Regions from separate parts of the Homo sapiens genome. Here region 1 is linked to region 2. A link is a loop called in an ENCODE intact Hi-C map of the cell type or tissue named here. Cell type or tissue: OCI-LY7. All regions are shown on one strand. Links, peaks and the distances in the headings refer to the core of each region. The heading gives the core; the rest is flanking DNA. Region 1 has its middle 350 kb from the start of LINC03075. Region 2 overlaps LOC100128885 (a long non-coding RNA gene).

The links. Hi-C counts contacts between places; a loop is a spot of excess contacts. Peaks named below come from ENCODE experiments on the same cell type or tissue, not always from the same donor. Only the 100,000 strongest peaks of a DNase experiment are listed, where the experiment ranks them.
Region 1: it touches region 2 in a loop (20-fold over the local background); 29 of 110 quality-filtered maps call a loop at or near these places.

The regions. Positions count from the first base shown.
Region 1 is chr7:63,003,349-63,012,595 of GRCh38, reverse strand. It overlaps the pseudogene RNU6-417P. Among named protein-coding and RNA genes, the nearest start is that of LINC03075, 350 kb to the left of the region's middle. In OCI-LY7, for the core only: a CTCF peak has its summit at 4,014 (motif pointing left); no DNase peak of the experiment used is centred there.
Region 2 is chr7:64,614,817-64,624,063 of GRCh38, reverse strand. It overlaps LOC100128885 (a long non-coding RNA gene), which reads right to left. Exons shown (of 3, transcript NR_077227.1): 3 at 5,475-9,247. Among named protein-coding and RNA genes, the nearest start is that of ZNF107, 47 kb to the left of the region's middle. In OCI-LY7, for the core only: CTCF peaks have their summits at 1,992, 2,202 (motif pointing left), 4,571 and 4,773 (motif pointing right); DNase peaks (open chromatin) are centred at 4,153 and 4,803.

The DNA of each region.
Region 1 (9,247 bases), core at 464-8,463, 1.6 Mb after region 2:
CAGCGTCTTACTATGTCACCCAGGCTGGAATGCAGTAGTGTGATCTCGGCTCACTGCAACCTCCACTTCTGCCTCCTGGATTCAAGTGATTCCCCTGCCTCAGCCTCCCAAGTAGCTGGGATTACAGGCACTCACCACTGTGCCTGGCTTTTTTTTTTTTTTGAGACGGAGTCTCACTTTGTCACCAGGCTGGAGTGCAGTGGTGCAATCCCAGCTCACTGCAAACTCTGACTTTCTGGTTCAAATGATTCTTCTGCCTCAGCCTCCCGCATAGCTGAGAAGCTGGGATTACAGGCACACACCACCACACCCAGCTTATTTTTCTATTTTTAATAGAAATGGGATTTCACCATCTTGGCCAGGCTGGTCTCAAACTCCTGACCTCAGGTGATCCACCCACGTACGCCTCCTGAAGTGCTGGGATTACACACGTGAGCCTCCCTGTCAAGGGTCAGTTTAGGTACTATTTTCTTTTTTTTTGGAGACAGAGTTTTGCTCTTGTTGCCCAGGCTGGAGTACAATGGTGCGATCTCAGCTCACCACAACCTCCGCCTCCCGGGTTGAAGCAATTCTCCTGCCTCAGCCTCCTGAGTAGCTGGGATTACAGGCATGTGTCACCATGCCTGGCTAATTTTGTATTTTTAGTAAAGACGGGGTTTCGCCATGTTGGCCAGGCTGGTCTCAAATTTCTGACCTCAAATGATCCACCCACCTCAGCCTCCCACAGTGCTGGGATTGCAGGCATGAGCCACCATGCCTGGCCAGTTTGAGTGCTTTCTATCAATCCACCCTTGTCTCCTGACTCTTCCTCCTCTTCATAGCATTAATTGAGTCCATCTAGTGAGTTTTAAATTTTTGTTATTGTATTTTTGTTTTAAATTTTCCATTTGAGGCTAGGTACTGTGGCTCATGCCTGTAATCCCAGCACTCTGGGAAGCCAAGGTGGTAGAATCACTTCAGTTCAGGAGTTTGTGACCAGTCTGGGTGACATAGCAAGACCCTGTCTCTACAAAAAGCACAAAAATTGTGCTCACTTTGGAAGCACATATACTCAAATTGGAACTATACAGTGAACATTAGCATGGCCCCTGCACAAGGATGACATGCAAATTTGTGATGCATTCCATATTCTTGCCACAGTCTGCTGCCTGTTACTTTGCTTTGCTTCCCTTCCCTGGATCCTGCCATAATGTCACAGGGCCCGTGAGGCCATAGCCTTCCCGTGTTCATCTCCCATTGCACCACTGAGGTTCGCGATTGGAGAAAAATCTGGCCAACCCCACTCAGGTGTGGCACCTTGCCACCTGCCCCCTCGTGCAACAATAAATAAATAAATAAATAAATAAATAAATAAATAAATAAAAGTACAACAATTAGCCAGACGTGGTGGTACATGCTTTTGGTCCCAGCTACTAGGGAGGCTGAGGTGGGAGGATCACTTGAGTCCGGGAGGCAGAGGCTGCAGTGAGCTGAGATCATGTCACTGCACACCAGCCTGGGCAACAGAGTGAGACTCTGTCTTAAAAAAAGAGGGCCAGGCATGGTGGCTCATGCTTGTAATCCCAGCTACTTAGGAGGCTGAGGCAGGAGAATCGCTTGAACCTGGGAGGGGGAGGCTGGAGTGAGCTGAGATTGTGACAGGGCACTCCAGCCTGTGTGACAAGAGCCAAACTCCGTCTCAAAACCTCAAAACAAAACAAAACAACAAAACAAGGCTGGGTGCAGTGGCTCATGCCTGTAATCCTGGCACTTTGGGAGGCCGAGGAGGGTAGATCACCTGAGGTCAGGGGTTCAAGACCAGCCTGGGCAACATGGTGAAATTCTGTCTCTACTAAAAATACAAAAATTAGGCCTGGCATGATGGCTCATGCCTGTAATTCCAGTACTTTGGGAGGGCGAGGCAGGTGGATCATGAGGTCAGGAGATCGAGACCATCCTGGCTAACACAGTGAAACCTCATCTCTACAAAAATACAAAAAATTAGCCGGGCGTGGTGGTGGGTTCCTGTAGTCCCAGCTACTCGGGAGGCTGAGGCAGGAGAATCACTTGAACCCGGGAGGTGGAGGTTGCAGTGAGCCAAGATCGGTCACTGGACTCCCCCCTTGGAGACAAAGCAAGACTCTGTCTCAAAACAAAAAACAAACAAACAAACAAAAACAAAAATTAGTCAAACGTGGTGGCGGGCACCTGTAATCTCAGGTACTCAGGAGGCCAAGGCACTAGAATCACTTGAACCAGGGAGGCACAGGTTGCAGTGAGCTAAAATTGTGCCATTGCGCTCCAGCCTGGGTGACAGAGCAAGACTCCATCTCAAAAAACAAACAACCAAAAAAAAAAAACCTAATAAAAGGATAGTAAGGAAATACTAAGCAACTCTACGTATATAATCCCAAGAAGTTGGATGAAATGGACCAATTCCTTGAAAACTACAAACTACCAAAAAATACTCAATATGAAACATAATTTTTAAAATCTTGTAACAATGTTAAAAATGGAATTCATGGTTTTTCATTTTATTTTGTTTTATTTTGAGACTGCATCTCACTCTATTACCCACACTGGAGTGCAGTGGCACAATCACGGCTCGCTGCAGCCTTGACTTCCTGGGATCAGGTGATCCTCCCACCTCGGCCTCGTGAGTAGCTAGGACTACAGGTGCCTGCCACCACATCCAGCTATTTTTTTATTTTTTTGTAGAGACGGGGTTTTGCCAAGTTGCCCAGGCTAGTCTCCAACTCCTGGGGCTCAAGCAATCCACCTGCCTCGGCCTCCCAAAGTGTTAAGATTACAGGCGTGAGTCACCAGGCCTGGCTGAATTCTTCTTTTTTTTATGACCAGATTTTCACAGAGTCAAATCTGATCCTTTTATTCTCAGAGTTCAAGTCTCAGCATTAAAATGTATAGCATCAGTATAACCTACCCTGTAGAAAGCTGCCCAATATGTGCCAGGGCATGCTCCTTAACCCACACATCCTTACTGGCTAGAAGTTTCTAGAGGAGGAGACCCTATATGCAATGTTGGTCCACTATTTCTCCATTTTTCTATGGCTTAAGTAAAAGAAGATATTGACTTTGGGATGTCAGCTCAGAGATTGAACAAAGATGTCTCAGTGGATAGGACTATATGCTCTTAGCTGGGGAGTAAATGCCAGCTCTCACTTAAAATACATCCAGGGACCTTACTTCCTGCAAAAGTTCCTTCCAACTTTGAGGCCCTAAGAGATCACTAGAGATATGTGAAAGGCCTCTGAACTTGGTCCCACCACAGGCCAAGTTTGTATTAATTCTCAGGTGAAAACACATTAAACAGGTTTAACCTATTTTTTGATAGCCAAGAAATCAGTCAGTGGGGAGCCAAGAAAAGCTTTGAGGATGATAAAGTCATTTACTTTGTATTAACAGAAGTTAAGAAGTCCTTTTCTGGAACCTTTATTTGGAAGTCCACAATGCCTCCCTAACCAAAATAAATAAATCCTGCCCCCCGCCTCTTTTCTTCATAAGCCCCTGGTTACTGCACAGTATCCTCTATCCCCAAATATGCCTGGCTAATTGATCCTCTTAATATTAGGGAGTGACTTTCTCAGATGATTTCTTCCTAACCTTTTTGACTGCTTATAATCCTATTAGCAAGATTCTATCGTAGAATATTAATGTGGTTGTATCTGATATAAAGATCTTCAAGATCCCAGATGGCCTTAAACATGGGCAATTGGACATATTTCCCAATGAGATTGAAATCATTAATGGGACCGAAGACGATTTTAATGTGAGGACAGAGAGGTAGCTGTGCTTTAATTTCTGTAACTTAAGATCATTCTAAGAACATTTAGATATCTATGTTTTCATTTATTTAAGATTCATCTTTAATTATATTGTATACTTTTATTACATTTCTATTACATTCAAAATTTTCAGATTTCTTCCTGTGTGAATCATACTGGGAATTCTACAACTCTTAAACTGGCCACTTGTTTAGTTTTTGGTTTAAAATTGTTGAAGGTAGTATCCTAGATTTAGCACCACCTACTGGCTTCTCATGGAAAAAATTTATTTTTTCATTCACCAAGCAACCCACAGGGATTTAGATCAATTTAATTGTGCAGATCTTTTCAACTGCTTACTGAGAGAGAAGGAGGGAAAAAAGTTTCTATTTTGTAAGGAGAGAGGGTTTCCAAGATAACGATGGGGACGGAAGGAAAGAAGACCCACAAAGTGAATTGGCATTGGATCACTCTCTGACCTCAAACAGTTTACTATTTAAACTGTGACAAAGAAATAATCACAAACTGAAAACCTGCTAAATTTTCTAGAACTTTCTATGGGATGCTAAAATATAGGTATTGTTTAAAATCTTGGATTACTAAATTAATTTTGCAATGTCTGTCTCAGTCTTGATATAAAGAAAGAAAGTTCTATTTGGAATTCTGTCTTGAGTGTGTGGTCTGTCCAAGAATATCTAAATGAATAACTTTTCATCATTGAAGATTAACACTTATTTTTTATATTTATTTTTCATGGTCATAAACAATCAAGTAGCACCCTGATTTTTTTCTTAACATGCATCAAATAGCCACACCGTGGTGGTGTATATACAAGGGGGAAAAGTTCCAAACATACAATTATAAAGACACATCCTTAGCCATAATAGATGTGTTACCTTTCTTAAAAATGGTAGTTGGTTTATTTTCTCTAATTTGTATGAAAGTCTAGTGATTAAAACAGCTACTATAACAATACAAAAAAATGATGTCTTCAGAATACATAAATTGTTAATTAGAAAAATAATTTGATATGCTAAATATTTTCTTCCTAGTTAAAAGAAATGTGAAATATTTGGATAGCTGTTTCTTAAATGCAATATTTACTTATTTTAAGAGCCAGTAATAAGTATATAGAAATTCCAGTGAGAAGTATATGTCTGTTGCATTTTTGCAACTCTATCCCAGTAAGAATGTGGTCATGTTTTGTTTACTGTTTACTGATAGTGTAAGCAACTAATTAACCTGGGCATTCATTGATATAACTATATTTCAAGTCTTCAAAAAGCTCCGTTATGGAAGTAGAAGAGAAGTGGATATATAAGATAGTTTGAATAATAAGAACAAATTTGATAAAAATATTTCAATTACAATTGATTTTTCTCTCTGACTTTTGAAACTTTTATTTTTATTTTATTTGTTTATTTTTATTTTTTCTTTCCAACTTTTAGTTTGAAGGGGTACATGTACAGTTTTGTTACATGGCTAAATTGCATGTCACAGGGGTTTGGTGTACAGATAATTTTATCAGCCATGAAATCTTTATTTTTAAATGATGATTAGCTGAGACTTTAAAAAATAGTTATTTCTTTACTTCTTTTATCATACTGTCATTATGAAAACTCTGTGTTTTGCTATGAAAACCTGAAGTAATGATTAATTTTATTCTTCAAATTTTTATGGACTTCCAGAAAGTAAATAATATTATGTTTAAAAAGGTCTGTATCGATCTGCAGTTATTGTTATTATTCTCTTATTAGTACTACTATCTACTACTGCCAGTGACTTGTACAAATGCTTGTAAAGATCCCATTTTCATAATTCAGTATGATTCTTTGATTTAATAAATTTCTCTTCAGTAATTGGCAGGCAACATAAACTTTCATTTTATTGGCAATAAAAACAGTTTGTTTTGCTACATCATGATTTTGAAAACAATATTCAATAACATGTAAGTAATACCTGATTTCTGAATGTATCAATAGCAAGTTACACTGTTAACAAGTTTACATAATTTTATGTGTCATCACCCTTCCTTTTATTATTAAATTTTGATCTGCAGACTACATAGATCTAACACAGCTGTTGCCAACTTTAATAGTTTTGTTTATCCTCATTGCTTTAAGATTTTTGATAATACATTGGGAATTTTGTTTTCTTTTGTTAGACTTATGTTAAATATCAAACTTACCTTGTGGCAAATTGACTTTGTGTTTTTCTAAATTCTTCCGTACATTTAAAAAGATTTTTGTTTGTTAGTTTTGAATTATCTTGCTATTTTCCTGGGACTGAGTCCTGGAAAATAAAGAGGCATTAGTTTAATGTCTTTTTCTATCCATTTGTAGCCACAGAGATGGCAGTCAGAGGACTTCGGTTAGTATTTAGGATTTATATTTTCTGGACTGTCTTTGCAGATTTCTCAGTTGGGGTCAAGACTTCAAGAGTTATTTATTTGACCATGTAAAAATCTAAATAGAGAGGAAAATTCTGGAGTAGAGCATGGAAGTCTTGCACTGGTCTTCTGGAAGATACAATAGCATGCATCCCCAAGTGCTCTTATATCACAAAACACTAGAGATTTGCTGTGCAGAAATATGTTTGGTAAAATTCCATTTAACTCACTAATATAGTTTTTGCTTAGAATAATATGGTTGAATTCTTCCCCAAACTTCAGAGTGGGAATTAATTGCATTCATACATAATCCATGTGTTTAGAGAAAATTTTTATACACCTTTTGATAGCCATATGCTAAATAATAAGAGGGGCAACACATTTCTGAGTCATTTCAGAAATTATTAACAGGTGCGAGTAAGGAACAGCTATTTTTTCACTAAATCAAGATGACAGGGAAAGAAACTGATGTGTCAAATGAATGCAATTCCATTTGTACTTCCCCTCCATGATTAGATAATAATATTATTTTATATGTTGGAGGAAACTGAGACTTGGAGCTCAGAGCTCCACAGGTGGTAAAGGGAAATCTGACATACAAGAAGTCTTAACTGACACCTCATGTTTTTTCTTCTATACAGGGATGCTTCATTTGCGGAGAGGATTTTTTTGTTTCTTTTGTTTTTCCTAATATAAAACAACTGCTATTTATTTATTCTTGAGACATTACTTAAAATGTCTGTAGTTTGGCAAGTTTTCAACAGTGAGTGCTTACCACTAGTGGGTGCTTTGAGCAGAAACAAAAGAAAATTGTCCCACATAGATACTCTTAACTGGTCGTGAAAGGACCTTCCTGTGACCATGTCATCACATGTCTCTCCAAGACAGGTTTTCTGAAGAGAGCCAATGCATGGCATCACATTTGTGAGTTACCACTGTCGTTCTGTGGTTGGGTCAGAAGAGATGGTTCTCTGTCCTTAGTTGCTTTGCACAGAGCTTGGGAAACACATTGAACATTTACTTACTGAGTACAAAATGTAATCTCTACTCTTGAAGTTTTGCAGTGTGATGTGGAAAATTAGTCTTTTGTGCAAGGAAAACTGAACAGTTAATTATTTCATAACACAGAGCTCTATAAATATAGGTGTCTTTCTTGTCTGTCTACCAACATCTCACCGTCAACATCATACCACCTCACAATTTTACTGTTACACGTATTTGGATGTGACATTTTTCAAGCTCATTTTATGTTTGTTAGTAAAAAAACGCATATAAGTGTAACATATTATTTGAAGATTCTGTGCTTAGTTGCCTCTTCAGATGTGTAAGAAAGTCTTCCATCATTAGTTTCCTTGGAACTTGAAAAAGTGAATATTTTCAATGCAGAATGGGAAACATAAACTATAGTGGAAACAGTGTGAATGAACATGATGAGATGGATTTTGAAGACTTGATCATAAGTCCACAAGTTGATAAAATCAGTGGATTTAGAGGTCAAAGTATAAGGAGGGTTAAATGCTGCCTTTGAATTTTGGAATCTGGATATCTTGAAAACAGGTGGTATAAAACAAAACAAGAGAAAGAAATATCTAGAGGAGAGCCTGATTTGGTTGGAGGTGGGAAAATGATTCAGTTTTGAACATAGTAATTTGAAGTTCTGACGTTAACTTCTGGATTAAATGACCAATGTGCAATGGAAATTCAGGTCTAGAGCTGGGAAGACATTTAAGATTAGAAGGAGATATGACAGTATCATCTACATTGAAACTCTTAAGTGGGAATAAGTCCTGCACAAGTAGAAATTTGGGAACATCTGCATTTTTTTTTAGTGGATGTAAAAGGGGCTGATAAAAGGCAGAAAAATAGAGTTAAGATGATAGCCACTGAAACTCAGAAAAAGTGTATGGTGTGTGTGTGTGTGTATGTAAGTATTATTCAACAGAGCTAATGTTGCATAGGCTCAAAAGAAGGTAAGGCCTGAGATAAAAGCTTTGTAATCCATCACTAAAATCCATGAATTTTGAGAAGAAACTAAATGAATGTGATTGATGATCCTCAATATGATGTGGTAGCATCATAAAGAGGGCTGTTGTTCCCAGGATTGTGTGTGTCGTGTGTGTGTGTGTGTGTGTGTGTGTGTGTGTGTGTGTATGGTGGTAACATGATCTAAATAGGAGGACCAGTAGGAAGTTTTTCTGGAATTAGCTAAATTGATTTGAAATGTATATTTATATGTAAAAATAGCAGAGAATATTCTGAGAAAGAAAAGAGGGGGCTAACCAATTAGATAATAAAATACACTATAAAGCTTTCAAAAATAAATATATTTACTAGCTATGTCTACTGAAAAATCTTCAAAGCAATGTCTTTCAGGAAGCAATGAGCACATCTAGCGCACAAAGCAGGGCTTCTTAATATCATTCTCCACTCAAGAGGACAAGAACCCTTTGGTCTTCCTTAACCTAGAATTGGCTGACTCTAATTCTGGGCAGAAAAAATACAAGATGAGCCTGGGAGAACTCATTTTACCACAAAGTAAGGAAATGGTCAACGACAAATAAGGCTGTATCATTGTAAACAAGTGCTAGCTTGAAGGGCCTTACAGTTGTGCAATTTAAATCAGTTTGAATTTCAAGAGTGAATTTAACATATTGTAAACATTGAATAAAGTAAAATCCATGAGTGTGTAATGATACTCTAAATAAAAAAATAAAAAAGAAAAATGACAATAATTAAATTGAAATAATTAAATGATTAGCCTGCCTTTCTTAGTTGATGAGGGACAGCTTTTCACAAAATAATGTGAGTTAAGTGTAAGAAATGTAAGAATTAGAAAATTACTGTTTGTAACTCTCAGTGAAGTAAGTGATTCAGTCAAAGATGATCAAGTGATAAAATCATCAATTAAAATTATTTTGGTGAATAATGTATTCTCATAGTGCTCAAGTATTAATTGCATCTGCAAGTCATCATTTTAAGTGACTGAATGATTTAACCCAACATCACCACTAGAAAACCTGACACCATGAGCCTCCTGAGGAGATGCCATATGAAGGCTACAGTGCCATTTGTGAAATGTTGTTGCTAGAATGTCTAA
Region 2 (9,247 bases), core at 676-8,675:
GATGAGGTTTCACCATGTTGGCCAGGCTTGTCTCAAACTCCTGGCCTCAGGTGATCCGCCCACCTTGGCCTCCCAAAGTGCTGGGATTACAGTCATAAGCCACCACGCCCAGCAAATACCTGTAACTTTTATTGCCAAGGGAAGAGGGGGTTGAAAAAAAACAGTGTAGGGCCCTTCCCAGCTTGGGCTTAGGGAAAGAGAGAGAGAGGCATGAGATTTACTGATAGCAAATCTCCTGGGTTAAATGAAGGTGGTCTTATTTCTTAGGGTTGGGCTACTGCTAGTTGTGTTAATTTTTGTTGGAAGTGAGCTAGAGAGGTTACATACTTAACCAAATTAGGTTTTCTGCTTTAATAGAAAAATCGTTGGTAAGAAAAGGCCATTTATAGAGCTTAGACCTAACTTTGTTTTTGTTTGTTTGTTTGAGACAGAGTCCCACTCTGTCTCCCAGGCTGGAGTGCAGTGCCGCGATCTCGGTTCACTGTAAGTTCTGCCTCCTGGGTTCATGCCATTCTCCCACCTCAGCCTCCCTAGTAACTGGGACTACAGGCGCCCGCCACCACACCCAGCTTATTTTGTTTTTATATTTTTAGTAGAGATGGGGTTTCAACGTATTAGCCAGGATGGTCTTGATCTCCTGACCTTGTGATCCACCAGCCTCGGCCTCCCAAAGTGCTAGGATTACAGGCCTGAGCCACCGCACCCAGGTTACACCTAACTTGGAAGGCATATTTCTTACCCATAGTAAGGCCATGGGAAGAAGAGTGACAAGTTTTTTAAGGTGTCTCTTGATAATATCATTTGTTCTATACCTTTACTGAGAATTGGGATTTTTAAGCACAATGGAGACCATATTCTGTGCCTAGCACATTTGAGACTCCCATGTGACAGCTGCCTTAAATGAGGGGCCATTGTCACTTTGAAGGTATTTAGGTAGACCAAAGCAGGGGTTTTTTTTGTTTGTTTATCTTTTTCTGAAACAGAGTCTCGCTTTGTCACCCAGGCTGGAGTGCAGTGGCATGATCTCAGCTCACTGCAACCTCCGCCTCCCAGGTTCAAGCAATTCTCCTGCCTCAGCCTCCTGAATAGCTAGGATTACAGGTGTGCACCACCATGCCTAATTTTTTTGTATTTTTAGTAGTGACGAAGTTTCACCATGTTGGCCAGGCTGGTCTCGAACTCCTGAACTCGTGATCCGCTCGCCTCGGCCTCCCAAAGTGCTGGGACTACAGGCCTGAGCCACCGCGCCTGGCTGGAGTTATTTTATTAATTAACACTTTTATTACCTCAGAGGTCTTTTCTGTATGGCATGGAAATGCTTCCACCCAGTTAGTAAAAGTATATACCCAAAACAGAAGGTATTGGATACCCTTTGTCTTTGGCATGCGGGTGAAGTCTATCAGCCAGTCCTCCCCCTGGATAGCTTCTTATTTTTTGGGTTTTAGGAGGAAGGAGCCACCTGTTCAGTGGATTATTTTTAAGACAGACTTCACAGGAATTAACAACCTATTTGACTGTTTTTAGTAAGTTCTCTTCTGAAAACAATCTCTGGGCATAGTGATAAGTTTTATCCTTTCTTAAGTGAAAAACTTGGTGAAAGATTCTAAGGATTTTCCTTTGGCTGAAGGCTGGCGAATGGAGTTTGCCATCCTCTGATTGTAGCCATCCTGAGGTCTAAAAATATACCCTCGAAAAGTGGCCCATTCTATTTCTGCAGGGGAGTACTGAGGCTTAATTTCTCTTATGGAGCCTTCCCAGGTTAGAGGGGCTTGAAGTGTGTTGATGCCTCAAGGCTTCCTTGCTGCTGACTTAATTGCCTGATTAGCTAACGTATTTCCTTCGGCTACTTCATCTGTTCCCTTTTGATGTCCCTTACAATGCATCATTGCTATTTTTCATGGAAGAAAAACGGAGAATAATTTTCTGGTGATACTTTAAAAGAGATCCATTAGCGGTAAGAAAATGTATTTTCTTCCAAATGGCAGCATGAGCATGAAGAACCAAGAAAGCATACTTTTAGTCTGTGTAAATGTTAGCTACCTTTCCTTTGTTTAATTCAAGTCCTCTTGTAAGAGCTATCAGTTCAGCTAATTGAGCGTTTGTGCTGGGGAGAGAGACACACTTTTAATAACGTTGTTTAGAGTGACTACTGAGTATCTTGCCTTATGTATTTTTTGCTTTACTGGCTATTTGTTACCTAAGAGGTCCCCCTAGAGGACAGTAATTGTGTCATGTTGTGTGGGGTGTAAGTTAAATTCTCTAGTATAATTAAAGAGAATTATGATTATAATTTCCAGGGTTAATTTGGAGACTTTTCTAAGTAGTAGAGCCACCATGGCAGTGGCTACAGGAAGAGGGGAGACCTGAATTAGAGAACAGAAAAGAGGGAGACTGGCTCTATTGTTTAGAAGGATGATTATCTTCCTTCTTTTAATTTCCAGAATCACCTTGGGATCCTAGGCTATAATGGCAGTTTGAGCTGCTGGAGCTGGGGGTTGGGTCCCTAGGACCCATTATTCCTGCCAAACGATCTGTGAGACTGGTTCTGAATCTAGTGACCTCATCTCTGGGGGCAGTTTGCTCTCTAGTGTCTCTGCCACAGCCTGCAGAGGGTTGAGGTGGCTTCTTCTTGATGCTTGGGCACTGCTTCTTAAAGTACCCTGACTTGCCAGACTGATAGCAATGAGCAGATGAACCTTGGAAATCCTGGACATTGCAGGCTTGCAAAGCAACTACTAGAGCCTTTGTCCTTCTCCTGAGTTTCCTCGCTTTCTCTTGGGTTTTCTCCTGGTCCCTATTATAAAAGGCTGAAGTGGCTACCTTCAGGAGGTTCTCTAAGGTGCTATCTGATTCTATAGCCTGCTTTTGTAGTTTCTTTTTTAATATCAAGAGCTTGGCCTGGCGCGGTGGCTCACGCCTGTAATCCCAGCACTTTGGGAGGCCGAGGCGGGCGGATCACGAGGTCAGGAGATGGAGACCATGGTGAAACCCTGTCTCTACTAAAAATACAAAAAATTAGCTGGGTGCAGTGGCGGGCGCCTGTAGTCCCAGCTACTCGGGAGGCTGAGGCAGGAGAATGGCGTGAATCCCGAGGCAGAGCTTGCAGTGAGCTGAGATCGCACCACTGCACTCCAGCCTGAGCCACAGAGCGAGACTCCGTCTCAAAAAAAAAAAAAAAAAAAAAAATATCGAGAGCTTCGTGCGTAATAAACCTGTCCTTTAGAATGCACTATTTGTTGATTGGATCAGAAGAAAAGGAGATATGCTCTATTAGTGCCTCTCTCTGCCTTTTCATAAAGGCTGCAAGACTCTTTTCTGGCATTTGGTCTATCATGGACAGTTTAGAGTAAGAGATTTGTCCTCATGGACAGTTTAGAGTAAGAGATTTGTCCCTATTCATAAACCCTCTAATATGCATATTAAAGTGTTTTTTTTTTTTTCCATTTATCTGCAGAGCTATTGGAGTTCCAACCAGGGTTGTAAAGAGGAACTGCTTCCCTTCCTATTGGGAATGGTGTTTCTGTTATTTCTTCACTTTCTCCTTTTTAAATTTTGGTGCATTATAGGCGACATATTGTTCATTTCTGCAATTCTCTGCTGCCTGTAGAGCTGCCTGCTTTTCAGCTGCAGTTAGGGTTTGGTTTAGGAGCAGCACAACATCCTTCTATGTGAGGTGAAACACCTGAGTCAAATTTTGGAAAGCTTCTATATACCTATTGGGGGTTGTCAGAAAATCAGCCTAAGTCTTCCTTTATTTGGCTAAGGTCTTGTAATAAGAGAACTTGAGATGGCTCTAAATAAGGGGGATTCTCAAATGGCTTCCCTGGAACTTGCTTTTCTAATTCTGGTGAATCATTTTCTATAAGCCTGCCTGATATGACTTTTTAAAAAGCTGGGTTGATCTTACACTACCTGCAAAGGTGTAGTATAAATGTCATGCCCTTGTGCAAAAGAAAATGGTTGCTTTCTTCTTCAAAGTCCGGAGGTTAAAGAAGTTCCAGTGTTACAGAATGCACTCCAGAGGGTTGCAAGCTGAAGTTGGTCTGTTGCCCATCTAGAAAAAGTGAGAATAAAAGGGTCCTTTTAGTCTCCCTTTTTTTTGGTATGACCAAGGGTGAAGGGGAAAACAGTGGGAGTGTCACCTCTACTCTTTTCTCTCCTTGGTTCCTGGGTCCTGTCACCATGTTAAATGTGTCACTCATGGTTGTGGGTGTGACCTCTCCAAGCCATGAAACCAGATGAACTAGGTGATGGATTTTAGCCACAATTACCCATATAGCCTTATTTGTCCACTTGTGATTTCCCTTTGACTTTCTAGACTTGTGTGATCTGTGTGCCACCCCAAAAAATGGATTTTGGGAAAGAATATGTAATAGTTGCCTTTGGGCAAGGCTCATTTAATGGAGGGATTGTGCTAGATGGAACTCTGTATTCTACTCTTATGCCCCATGCTAAATCATTTACCCTTAGAAAATGATTCTGGTTAACTTTTGGATGTAAAGTTCCCTTACTAATTAAGTACTATTTTAATTAGAGACAGAATAGGTGCCTTAAAGAACACAAGGGACCTAATGGCATTTTTCCTGCTGATAGGACAGTATTCAAACTAAAATTTAGCTATGGAAGACATTTTACTCTTAATTGTTAAAGGCAGCATTTTCCCATTCACAGAAGGGCATAGAGCCTGATTTTTAGCGGTGCAAAAAGGGAGAATTGGGAAGCTACAGTGTATTGCAAAAGACTGACAATGTGCCTCATGGAGATAATTTCTATTTCCACTAGGTGGTGCTGTTGGCTTAGAAATACCATGTACTCACGGAGGACGTGTATTGGGTTAGTATGGCATTTGCCGATCTTTCCTAACAGAACTGTTCCCCCGAATTGTAAAAATTCCTGCACATTTCATACACAGAGAAAAGACATGGTGACTGCAGATAGAAAAGGAGAAATTTTGCAACAGGATAGATGGAGATTCTCTTTGCTAACACCTGGATGAGTGGTCAGAAGTTGGCTTTAGTCCAGAAGCCTTTGGATAACACCAGGGTATGCCCTGGCCCGAAATTTTCAGTTGCTCCAAAACCTCTCCCAGCCCCATGTAATGGCTAGGTCCTCCATGAAAGAAAACTGGTTTAAAGCATGGCCAATGTGTGTATTGCAGGGGATTCATCCTCTCCCCAGTAACCCTCACATTTGAGTCTTCAAGAACAGTAGCCATGCTAATCACATTTTTAAATGGCTGTTTGGATGCCCATTATTAATTTGATTTGATTTTATAATAAGGCCCATAGCCTCAAAATTAAAGGACAGATTCTGAGGTTCACTTCCATACTTATTGCTTTGATGTTTATACCTATCATTCCATTTCTGATTCTGAAGGAGCCCCCAAATGAAGTGGCTTTGTTCTGTGGGGACATACCTGAGGTTTCTTGTCTCATACAGAGAAGATTAATGACATGGACACGCACACACGGAGTGAGTTTAAGAAGCAGAAAGTTTAATAGAAGAAAGGGAGAGACAGAGCTTCCTCTTTCAGAAAAAGTGGGTCACCCAAGGGGGTTTCTGAGTTTGGGGCAGAATAGATTCAATTTTATAGAGGATTGGATTGAGGAGGCAGTGATTGATTTACACAGGGCCCAGGAGATTGGTTTGACCAGGTGTGCCATTTACATAGCCCACAAAGAAAATGTCCCTTCTACCCTAATCTTTTATTATGTAAATGTAATCTCTACCTGGCCGATGCCATGACACCTGCACACGTGATGACAGAAAAAGGAGGGAAAATTGTCATGTGTGGTGTACCTGGCTTTTAGTATAGCTCCTGGCATTTGCATATGCAAGCTTCCAGCTTGCTGATCTATGCTTACAGCTTCACGTTTTAGGCTGCTTTCTTTTAGGAAAACAAATAGCTCTGGGGCCCTGTTTTATTAAAGAAAAATTCCATTGAGAACCCTTACTCTTACTAACTCCCTAAAATAATTTTGATTTAACTCCTGTATTAATATTGCCTGTATGCTAAGTCCAGTGATGTCAAAATGCTCCTTCTGGGCATGGCCTTAGCAGGAAAGACAAATCACCTGGTGTCATGGCCCAGCAATATGTCACAACATTTTCTATGGGCAGAATACAGGTAAGAGAGAGTCACATTTCCTAGGTGATAAATAAAAAGATATTTTACAAGGTCCCTTGTGGGCAGGGCCCAGGCAGAAGCACCCCATCCCATAGGTATGGGTCCCAGATATGTGTAATAATCTCCAAAATATGTGGGGCCCAGGGAAAACAGAAGAGTTTCATCACCTAGATGCTAGGTCCACCTACATGCTAGATGCTACCAGGTTTCATCACCTAGATGCTAGATGCAAAATCAGAGATATGTCACAATCCCTGATTTTGGCAGGGCCCCGGCAGAAGAGGAGAGTGAAATCAATCACCACCTCTTCTCCGTCACCTGGGTGATGAATAAACAGATATGTTCTAATACCTCTGTAGGCCGGGCCCATGCAGATTTGCATCATGAAAGTGTTAGACCCAGCCATATGTCACAATACTCAATGTATGCAGGGCCCAGGCAGGAGAAGGAAGTCACATTACCTAGGTGCTGGGCCCAGTCATATATCACAATCTGTCCTTGGGCAGAGAGATCAAGCAATAGAGGAAAGTCACTTCACCTGGGTGTTAGGGCCAGCAATATTTCACAATTCTCTCTGTGAAAAGTGCTTAGACAAAATTATAGGCTCACATCATCCAGGTGCTAGGTTTAGTCATTTGCCACAATCCCATCTGTAGGGCCCAGGCAGAAGGGTCAAATCACTTAGGTGCTGGGAAAAGGTGTATGTCACAATCACACCTGCAAGGTCTAGGGATTATATTAAACATCCCACACACGTCCTGGTTCTAGGTATGAGAGTCAATACCTTCTCTATTTTGGGTCTAATTTCGTGAGTCATAGTCTTAAAGGTGGCTAGATCTGTGTCTGAAAGCCTCAATCCCTCCTGTGAACTATTTTCCCCTAGTGGAGTCAGAGGCTCACAAGAGTGCTGAATCTTTATCTGAGAGTCACCAACCCAGCTGTGGGCCAGATCCACATGATTCAATTTTCCAAATTTCAGCTGGCTTTGTGTGTGAGGTTCAGAACCTCAACAGCGGGTTGTTTATGTGGGTGCAGGACAATCTTTACTGTTGAAAGTGTGTGCATACAAGTGTCGTAATCTCACCTGTGTGCTTGGCCCTGTTAGGACACTCTCTGTACTATGCTAGGGCTTTATGTTTTGCATGAGAGTCACAATCTATTCTAAGACATTTGTGCTGGTATGAACCTATAATCATATCTGTGTTCTTAACCCCAGGTATAAGAGTCAACATCTCCCTAATTTTCTGTGTCTAGATAGGAGAGCCCTCACCTTTCTATGAGCTGCATTTAAAAATGTTTTACTATCCCATATCTGGCTGGATGTTCACATATGACAATTCCAAATGTGGACTGCATCCATATGTGAGATTACAAGTAGGGTCTGTCCGTCTGTGAGAATTACAATTTTAATGGATAGTAGGGTGTGCATACACACAAGTAAATCTCACCTGTGCACTGGGCTCTGCAATGACACACTGTGTACAACCTGAAGACTTTATACCATATGTGAGAGTGTGATACTCCTTTCTGACCTTTATAAAAACAGAAGACCCAGAATCTTATCCATTTTTCTAAGCCTAGCTATGAGAGACTGTATCAACTATTGGCTGGTTCAATATATGAGAGTCATCATCACACCTATGAGCTGGAACAACATTATGTGTAACAAATCCACGTGCAGGTAGGTAATAAGCAGGGGAGTCACATCACCCGGGTGCTGGGCCAAAGATTTGTACAATATTACTTGAGGGCAGGGACCGGGAAGGATAGTAACATCCCTTGGCTGCTGAGCCCAGAGATATGTTACAATGCTCCCTGTGGGCAGGGTTCAGGCAAGAGAGACACATCACCTGGTTGCTAGGTCCAGCAATATGTCACAATCTTCCCTGTAAGCAGGGTGCAAATGGAAGACAATAGTCACATTTCCTAGGTAATGAATGCTGAGATGTCACAAGGCCTTCTGTGAGCAAAGCCCACTCATGTGCCTCCCATCCATCCCCTATATCACAATACCCAAATATGTGAGCCCCAGGCAAAATAGGAGTCACCTCACCTAGGTTCTGGGTCCAGTGATACATTATAATCCTCTTTTTGGCAAGGCCCAGGCAAAAGAGGCACAAAAGAGAAATGGCAGGGGATGAATGAAAAAATATTTCATATCTCCATGGACAGAGCCCATGCAGAAGAGTCACATCAACTAGGTGATGGACCCAGACATATGTTTCATATACTATGTGAACAGGGCCCAAGCATAAGAGAGTTACATCATCTAAGTGCTGGGAATATTGATACATCATAGTCGCTTCTTGGGCAGAGTCTAAGTAGTGGAGGACAGTCATACCACCTATGGGCTGGGTCCAGAAATATGTCTTGATACTTCCTGAGGGGAGAGCCCAGGCAGTATTATCACATCACCTGGGTGCTGGAACAGAGATATGTCATGGTCTTCTCTGAAAGCAAGGACCAGGCAGGAGGCTCATGTCACATTTGGCCAGTGATAAGTCACAATTCCTTTCTAAAAGCAGGGCTTGGGCAGTAGTCACATCACCTAGTTTCTGAGACCAGGTGTCACAGGGGGCTCCACAGGGAGCATTGTAACATATCACTGGGCTCAGAAACCAGCTGTCACAATACTTCTGGTGGGCTAGGCCCAGGCTGGAGACACATCACCTAGTTGTTGTGTTATGTCACCATCTTCCCTGTGGGCAGGTGCAGGCAGAAGAGATGAGAGACGTATGCCCTATGTGATGGATACAGAGTAATGTCAGAAAGCTGCCTGTAGTCAGGGCTGAAGCAAAAATGTCTCATTTCCTAGGTGTTGGGCCCAGCAATATGTCACAATACCAAAAACATGCAAGGTCCAGGCAAAAGAGGAGAGTCACATCACTTAAGTGCTGGGTTCAGTGATAAGTCACTATCATTCTTTCTGGCAGGGCCCAGGCAGAAGTGAGTCACATCACCTAGATGACTAAAAAAATGTGTCATAATACCCCTGTGGGCAGGGTCCATGCAGGACAGTCACATGACCTAGACATTATTCCCAGCCGTATGTCACAAAAACAATGAATGTAGAGCCCCGGCAGGAGAGTCACATAGCCTTGGTGCTGGGTCCAGTGATAC